Linked DNA regions of Homo sapiens: region 1 is linked to region 2. A link is a contact called in ENCODE Hi-C or POLR2A ChIA-PET data. All regions are on one chromosome and are shown on one strand. The core of a region is the stretch at or near the end of the contact, and the rest is flanking DNA. Distances in the headings are between cores, read along the strand shown.

Evidence for each region. Hi-C counts contacts between places; a loop is a spot of excess contacts on that map. ChIA-PET counts read pairs that join two places held with the same protein, here RNA polymerase II (POLR2A). Pooled maps may share reads with other maps.
Region 1: a loop to region 2 is called in a map of PC-3, with 7 times the contacts of the local background. The contact joins two enhancer-like sites. A Hi-C loop is called at or near these places in 3 of 168 maps with a recorded cell type or tissue (Calu3, PC-3 and endothelial cell of umbilical vein) and 2 of 50 pooled maps. POLR2A ChIA-PET finds 5 or more read pairs at or near these places in 2 of 52 experiments (A549 and endothelial cell of umbilical vein).

What each region holds. Positions count from the first base shown.
Region 1 is chr13:34,264,244-34,267,261 of GRCh38, forward strand. No RefSeq gene overlaps it. Among named protein-coding and RNA genes, the nearest start is that of LINC02343, 82 kb to the right of the region's middle. Within about 2 kb of position 1,273, at least 2 of the 41 ENCODE cell types and tissues checked have a DNase peak (open chromatin) inside an H3K27ac peak, as active enhancers do; they include PC-3, where a contact is called at or near this core.
Region 2 is chr13:34,155,632-34,158,619 of GRCh38, forward strand. No RefSeq gene overlaps it. Among named protein-coding and RNA genes, the nearest start is that of LINC02343, 190 kb to the right of the region's middle. RefSeq lists an enhancer at 922-2,121 and a silencer at 1,630-1,689. Within about 2 kb of position 1,525, at least 13 of the 41 ENCODE cell types and tissues checked have a DNase peak (open chromatin) inside an H3K27ac peak, as active enhancers do; they include PC-3, where a contact is called at or near this core.

The DNA.
Region 1 (3,018 bases), core at 23-2,522, 110 kb after region 2:
GCTTCTTTTACCTGGTGAAGATATACTTTGCCTTAATGTACTAAAGCTTTGCCATACTGAGTCCTGTCAGAGTTTGTAAGAGCAGGTGACACATGAGGTTCTATTATTAGGAGAACAGGCCTTCTAGTAACTATTTTATAAAAGGTCAATCTATGTTTTCTAGTGGGAGTGGATCTGATCACCATCAATTGGTAATACTTTTGACCAAGGCAATCCAATTGATTCAGTTCGCTTTGTCAAATGTTGTTGTGTTTGTAATATTTTGTTTATCTGTTTTACAACTTGCCCAATGAAACCAGTACCTCCAACACCGAAGATTTTTTCAGTAATGTTCCATAAGAGAAACACATTTTCCAACGACCTTTCAGCTGCTGTTATAACATTGGCCTTCCTGCCTGAGAAAGCTTCTCTATAACCAGAAAGCATGAATTGAAGCCGAAAATTGAATGAAATCCATCTGTAAGTGTTTAAATAATCCAGCAGGTACCAGAAATGTATCACCTGAGGTTTTTGTTATCTTATCAGAATTATGAGTTTGAGAAACAAAACATTGGTTATAAACCAGTTTAGCAATTTTAGAACAGTCACCACACTATTTATTTCACAACTTGTATAGTTTTATCTACCCTATGATAAGTCATAGAGCTTAATGGAAGATTTAAGGACCAGTCAGCCATTTGGGTTCTCTATGAGTCCACGCTTAACACTAGATTTACATGCTTTTGAATACAAGTTTTGTTTCTCAAATTCAGGTGTTTATCATAGGTAATTTGACTTGGGTCAGTCTTATAAAGTTCATTCAAATTGCATATGTTAACAATTTCAGTACTGGCTGGCAGCATAAAAATCTTCTGAAGCTTTTCCTTGATATTCACTTAGTTCTCATTCTGTTTGATGTTGGGCTAGCAGACGTATGAACCAATCAGTTTCTTCGTTACAGTTCTGAGAATTCTTACTGAGATGAGTGGTATGATCTTAAAGTTGTCAGAAACCTGTACTTGTCAAATTCCTTTCCATGAATCCCCTTGAAGACAACGCATGTCAGATTTATAGTTGTTTGTAATAGCATTCAGGAAAAGACTAGAGTAAAACAATTAATTATTTGTGAATAATAATACTTAAAATTGTCATGGCTAAAGATCTAATGACAATTTACTATAATAATGATGCAATTGACAAGGAGATCTAATTATTTCTGTGATACACAATGTTTTAGGATAATACTTAGAATTATGACTCATTGCATACCAAGACTATCAGATTTCTGTGAATTTTATACAATTTATGAGACACACATTAATAATACACCAATACAAATATGACTCAAAGAAAGTTTAGCATTACTCATTATTTGACAATGCTTCCCATATAATTTAATATATTAAATTAGCCCAATCATCTTAACATATCTCTTTTCTATAAGGAAAGATATCCTTTTGAGATGTTCTAAGGGTCCATCTCAAAAATTCCAAAGTTAATTTGAAGTCAAGAAAAAGACAATTTATAATTGGATTTTTGAAAGTTTGTCAAAATATCAACGGTTTAAAACATTTGATCAAAATAAGATTACAGGTAACTGTAAAATAATAGTCATTTGTGGCCTGGCGCAGTGACTCATGCCTGTAATCCCAGCACTTTGGGAGGCCGAGGCGGGTGGATCACGAGGTCAGGAGATCAAGACCATCCTGGCATCCTGGCTAACGTGGTGAAACCCCGCCTCTACTAAAAATACAAAAAATTAGCCAGGTGTAGTGGTGCACATGTCTGTAGTTCCAGCCACTTGGGAGGCTGAGGCAGGAGAATCGCTTGAACCTGGGAGGCGGAGGTTGCAGTGAGCCGAGATCGCACCACTGCGCTCCAGCCTGGGCTCCAGAGTGAGACTCTGTCTCAAAAAATAATAATAATAAAAATAATAATAGTCATTTATTTAACCAGATGGATAATTGAAAGACTTCAAAGGCAAATGCAGAAAGTTACATAGTTGGAGAAAAACCCTAACTCTGCAGAAACTGGACTGGTTCTCTAGAGAAGCACAGGTTCTGGGTCCATAGTTCTTATACATAAAATCGGCTGAAGTTCCAGATGCAGGGGTTCTAGTCTCCTTCAATCAAGACAAACTGATGATTCCCTGTATTCTAGTAAACTTACCCACCTATTCTGAACCCAGCCCAGTTTTGGTCTGATCTGTCAGAAACCCGAGGCCTTCCCTACAAGACCCAGAACTGTTTCTGTCACCACTTCTGAAGCCAGTACAGACTTTTTTATTTTACAGATAAATTCAGAGGGATCAAAGCACATGTTTGTGGAACTGAAATCTGAGAGAGAACTCACTCATGACCCCAGAGGGTACTTTTGTTTGGTTACTTGCTGCTTCTGGGGTGGGGGTCACTGAAGGTCTACTTTGGATCCTACTTTTTTTTCTCTCTTTTTTTTTGAGACAGATTCTCACTCTGTCACCCAGGCTGGAGTGCAGTGGCATGATCTCAGCTCGCTGCAACCTCCGCCTCCTGAGTTCAAGCGATTCTCCTGCCTCAGCCTCCTGAGTAGTTGGGATTACAGGTGTACACCACCACACCTGGCTAATTTTTTGTGTTTTTAGTAGAGACGGGGTTTCACCATGTTGGCCAGGCTGGTCTCAAATTCCTGACCTCATGATCCGCCCACCTTGGCCTCCCAAAGTGCTGGGATTACAGGCGTGAGCCATCGCACCCAGCCTTGGATCCTACTTCTAATGATGACTTATTAAAAGAAAAACTTTAGACAAATTCAGCACAACAAAATTTATTTAAGCAAAAAACAATTCATGAACCAGCCAGCTCTCAGAAACATAAGAGTTTCAGAGAGCTCCACCCCAGCATGTGGGCAGGCATTATTTATAGATAGAAAAAGGAAATGATGTAAAGAAACAACTTGATTGGGCTGGGAAATGATGTAAAGAAACACCTGTAATCCCAGCACTTTGGGAGGTCGAGGTGGGAGGATCACCTGAGGTCAGGAGTTCGAGACCAGCCTGGCCGA
Region 2 (2,988 bases), core at 275-2,774:
GACTGCAATAGATGGTACCTATTATTATTAGCTTGGGACCAACTACCTGGAAGCAAGAGACTGTGTCTTCAAAAATTTGTTTCTTACCCCACAGAGCTTAGTCCTGTGACTCACACACAATCAGGAGAAGGACAATTAATATTTGGGTCTTTGCCTTGCTGATATGCCAGGTAGAGAAATGTTTACACATTAGGAAAAAAAAAAAAAAAACCTTGCGATATAGAGAGTATTTTTCACAATATCTGGAGAGAAATTTCATCTGATTTGGAATTATAGGTTGAAGGACTAGACACGACCAGGATACGTCCTGAGACTGAGGGACAAATCCTTATTCTAGCCACACGCAAACAGCGGATTTTGAAAGCTGCCTCCAGCAATATAAAAGAACCTCAGAGCTGTGACTCAGCACAGGGTTATAACACTCTGATTTATCTTTCTCTAATCTCTTCCTCAAGGTCTGAAAGAATCTACTGTGCAATTTAGCAGAAAAAGTAGACAACCTCCGCCCGGCTCTTGTGCTCCGGTAATCCTCTCTCGAACCTGTGAGCAATTTCCAAAATCCGGTCTCTTTCTTCTAGCTCTGGTGTAAATGTCTTAGAAAGACTTGTAAACCAGAACAAGAATTCAAATAACCTGCCAGGTCAGTGTGCTTGCATAGACTTTTGAAGTTTAGAAAGATGTATGTATGACCAGAACCCCAAAGAGCTAAGCAAGATGACTGGAGGTTGCTGTTTCCAAACACCATGTCTGCACGCAGGGAAAATGTAAGCAGGTTTAATTGTCAGGATCTCAGTACTCTGATCCCGCCTACAGTCCATCCTCTCCCAGGAACTCAGAACTCTAAGCTCTTTCTCCAAGAACTGCTGGGAGGGGACCCTGGATTTTCCTTGGGGAAAATCCAGTGTTGCCAGGCTGATGACAGATTGCTGTTTGGTATTATTAACAGATATCAGTTGAGGTTGGCAAAACCTCTCTCCTTCCTTCTGCCCCCTTGCCTGTCGATATTTATTGATTCTCCATAGCGTTTAGAGCTGAATTTAACTCCCCATTTTTTCTCTTCTCAGCCTCTCCCTGTTAACAGGTTCATCCTCTAATTCTGAGTTGAAAAATGGATCCCCTTCCCTTCCAAAGCAGGGAAACTTGACTACAGGCGATCACATTTTTTTTTTTAAATGTGTTAAGAATCACAGCAGTTGTCCACTGTTGACAAAATGCTCAAAGGACAGAGGTGTGAGGGCTTGTGAGAAAATCCACAAATTCATCATGAAGTCCGTCATGGCAGTTAACTTGAAAACCAGGGATGACAATGTGGGTGACACCTCCTTCTTAGAGTGTCCCATCGCAGAGAACAGGGGTGGCTTGATCTGTACGGCATCCAGCATTGTGGGGCCTATGGTAAGCATTCCGAGAAATAGGGGGAGCATGTAGCATCACAGGCAAGAGGCGAGATGAATGAACTTTCTGTTCATTTGAGAGTGCAGACAGAGGTAGGAGGAAGTAGGTGGAAATGAATCAGTGAAATAAACCGGCATCTGCTCGCACACGGAGCATGCCGTTTCCTGACATGACTCACTGCCCAGCTCCTCCTGCCGCCTCTGACTCACCGTGCAGAGAGGCTGGTTTCTAAGGAGACCACTGAGGGCTGGGCAGTAGCCACCTGTGTAGACACTGTGCTCACATGGCCGTGGAGCCTGTTATCTAGAAAGCCTCATTTCTTTAAATGTCATTAGAGAGAGAGAGAAAAAATATTTCTTAAGGTTATTCTTGAGGTTATTTACAGACACACATCTGCTAGGAAGGAATGAAGTTCTTTGTTTGTCCAAAATAAGCAATTGATCCATGTTTTGGCCAACAGAGCTGTGCTAAATGCTGGGCACATTTGGAATGACTGGGGGATAGGGGAAGGATGCAGGAATGAAGAAGAGAAAAATGGAATTGATATTTCAAAATAAAATGCAAGTAAATCTATGACATATACTTACATAATAGTGGCTCACATGTTTAGTACTCACTGTATGATGGACATTGCCAATAAAAGATCAGTAAGCCCAGTTCCTCCCCTCTCAGAGCTAGTAGGTCCCAGGACGGTGGAGACAGCGAGCTTCTCAGAGAGCAGCTTTTCTGCAACTCATGGAGGGTGGAGAGAGAAGTTAATGTACCCAAAGTGAGAGACACAGATGGCACCTACAGGAGCCTTTCCATTCTCAGGCCACCCAGAATCTCAATTAGTCCCACACAATGGTGTAGAAGCTCTCATCTAACTTGGTTCATTGAATGAGTTTGAAAATAATGGTAATACTGTTTGTCAGTAAAGAGATGCTGGCAAAATACTCCAAAAGTTTCTGCTCTTAAAGAGTTAACTACTTCCCCTGAATACCTATTTGTATTTTTTAATAGCTTCAAAATACCTTATCACAGGCAATGGAAAAACAACAACAACAACAACAACGTCAACCTAGCCAGTGTCAAAACTATCGTAAGTTCCCAACTAATGAATTTTAAATTTTCATGAGCTTCTATTAGGTATTTTGTACCCTTAGTTTTTTTACGCCACCAACACTTTTCATCAAAAGGGCATGAAAACATTGTGTGTTTTTAAAGGGTAAGAAAATTCTGAGGTCTTATTTTCCTTTTAACCTTATGTTCAATAAGCTCACATCCTTGCAAAGGAAGTACATAATTCTACCATAAAAATCAGCCTTTCATGGATTCAGAGTTTTTAAGAAAGTCTAAAGTAAATTTATCTGAAAATAAATCTTCCTGAGAAAAAATACATTTTTTTCCTGGAGTCGTTTTTAAAAATATGACTTGATATTATAGCTGTATGAAGGAGTATCTGAAGTACTGACTTCTTATATCATTCCTTTACATTTTCCTCAGAGTTTTGAAATTGCTCCCTATTGAACGAGCCTATTCTCTGTGCAGAGGAAGCTTTTTACACCTTCTATAGGCGTGGAAGGCAGCAAGAATAGATCTCTGGATTGGATT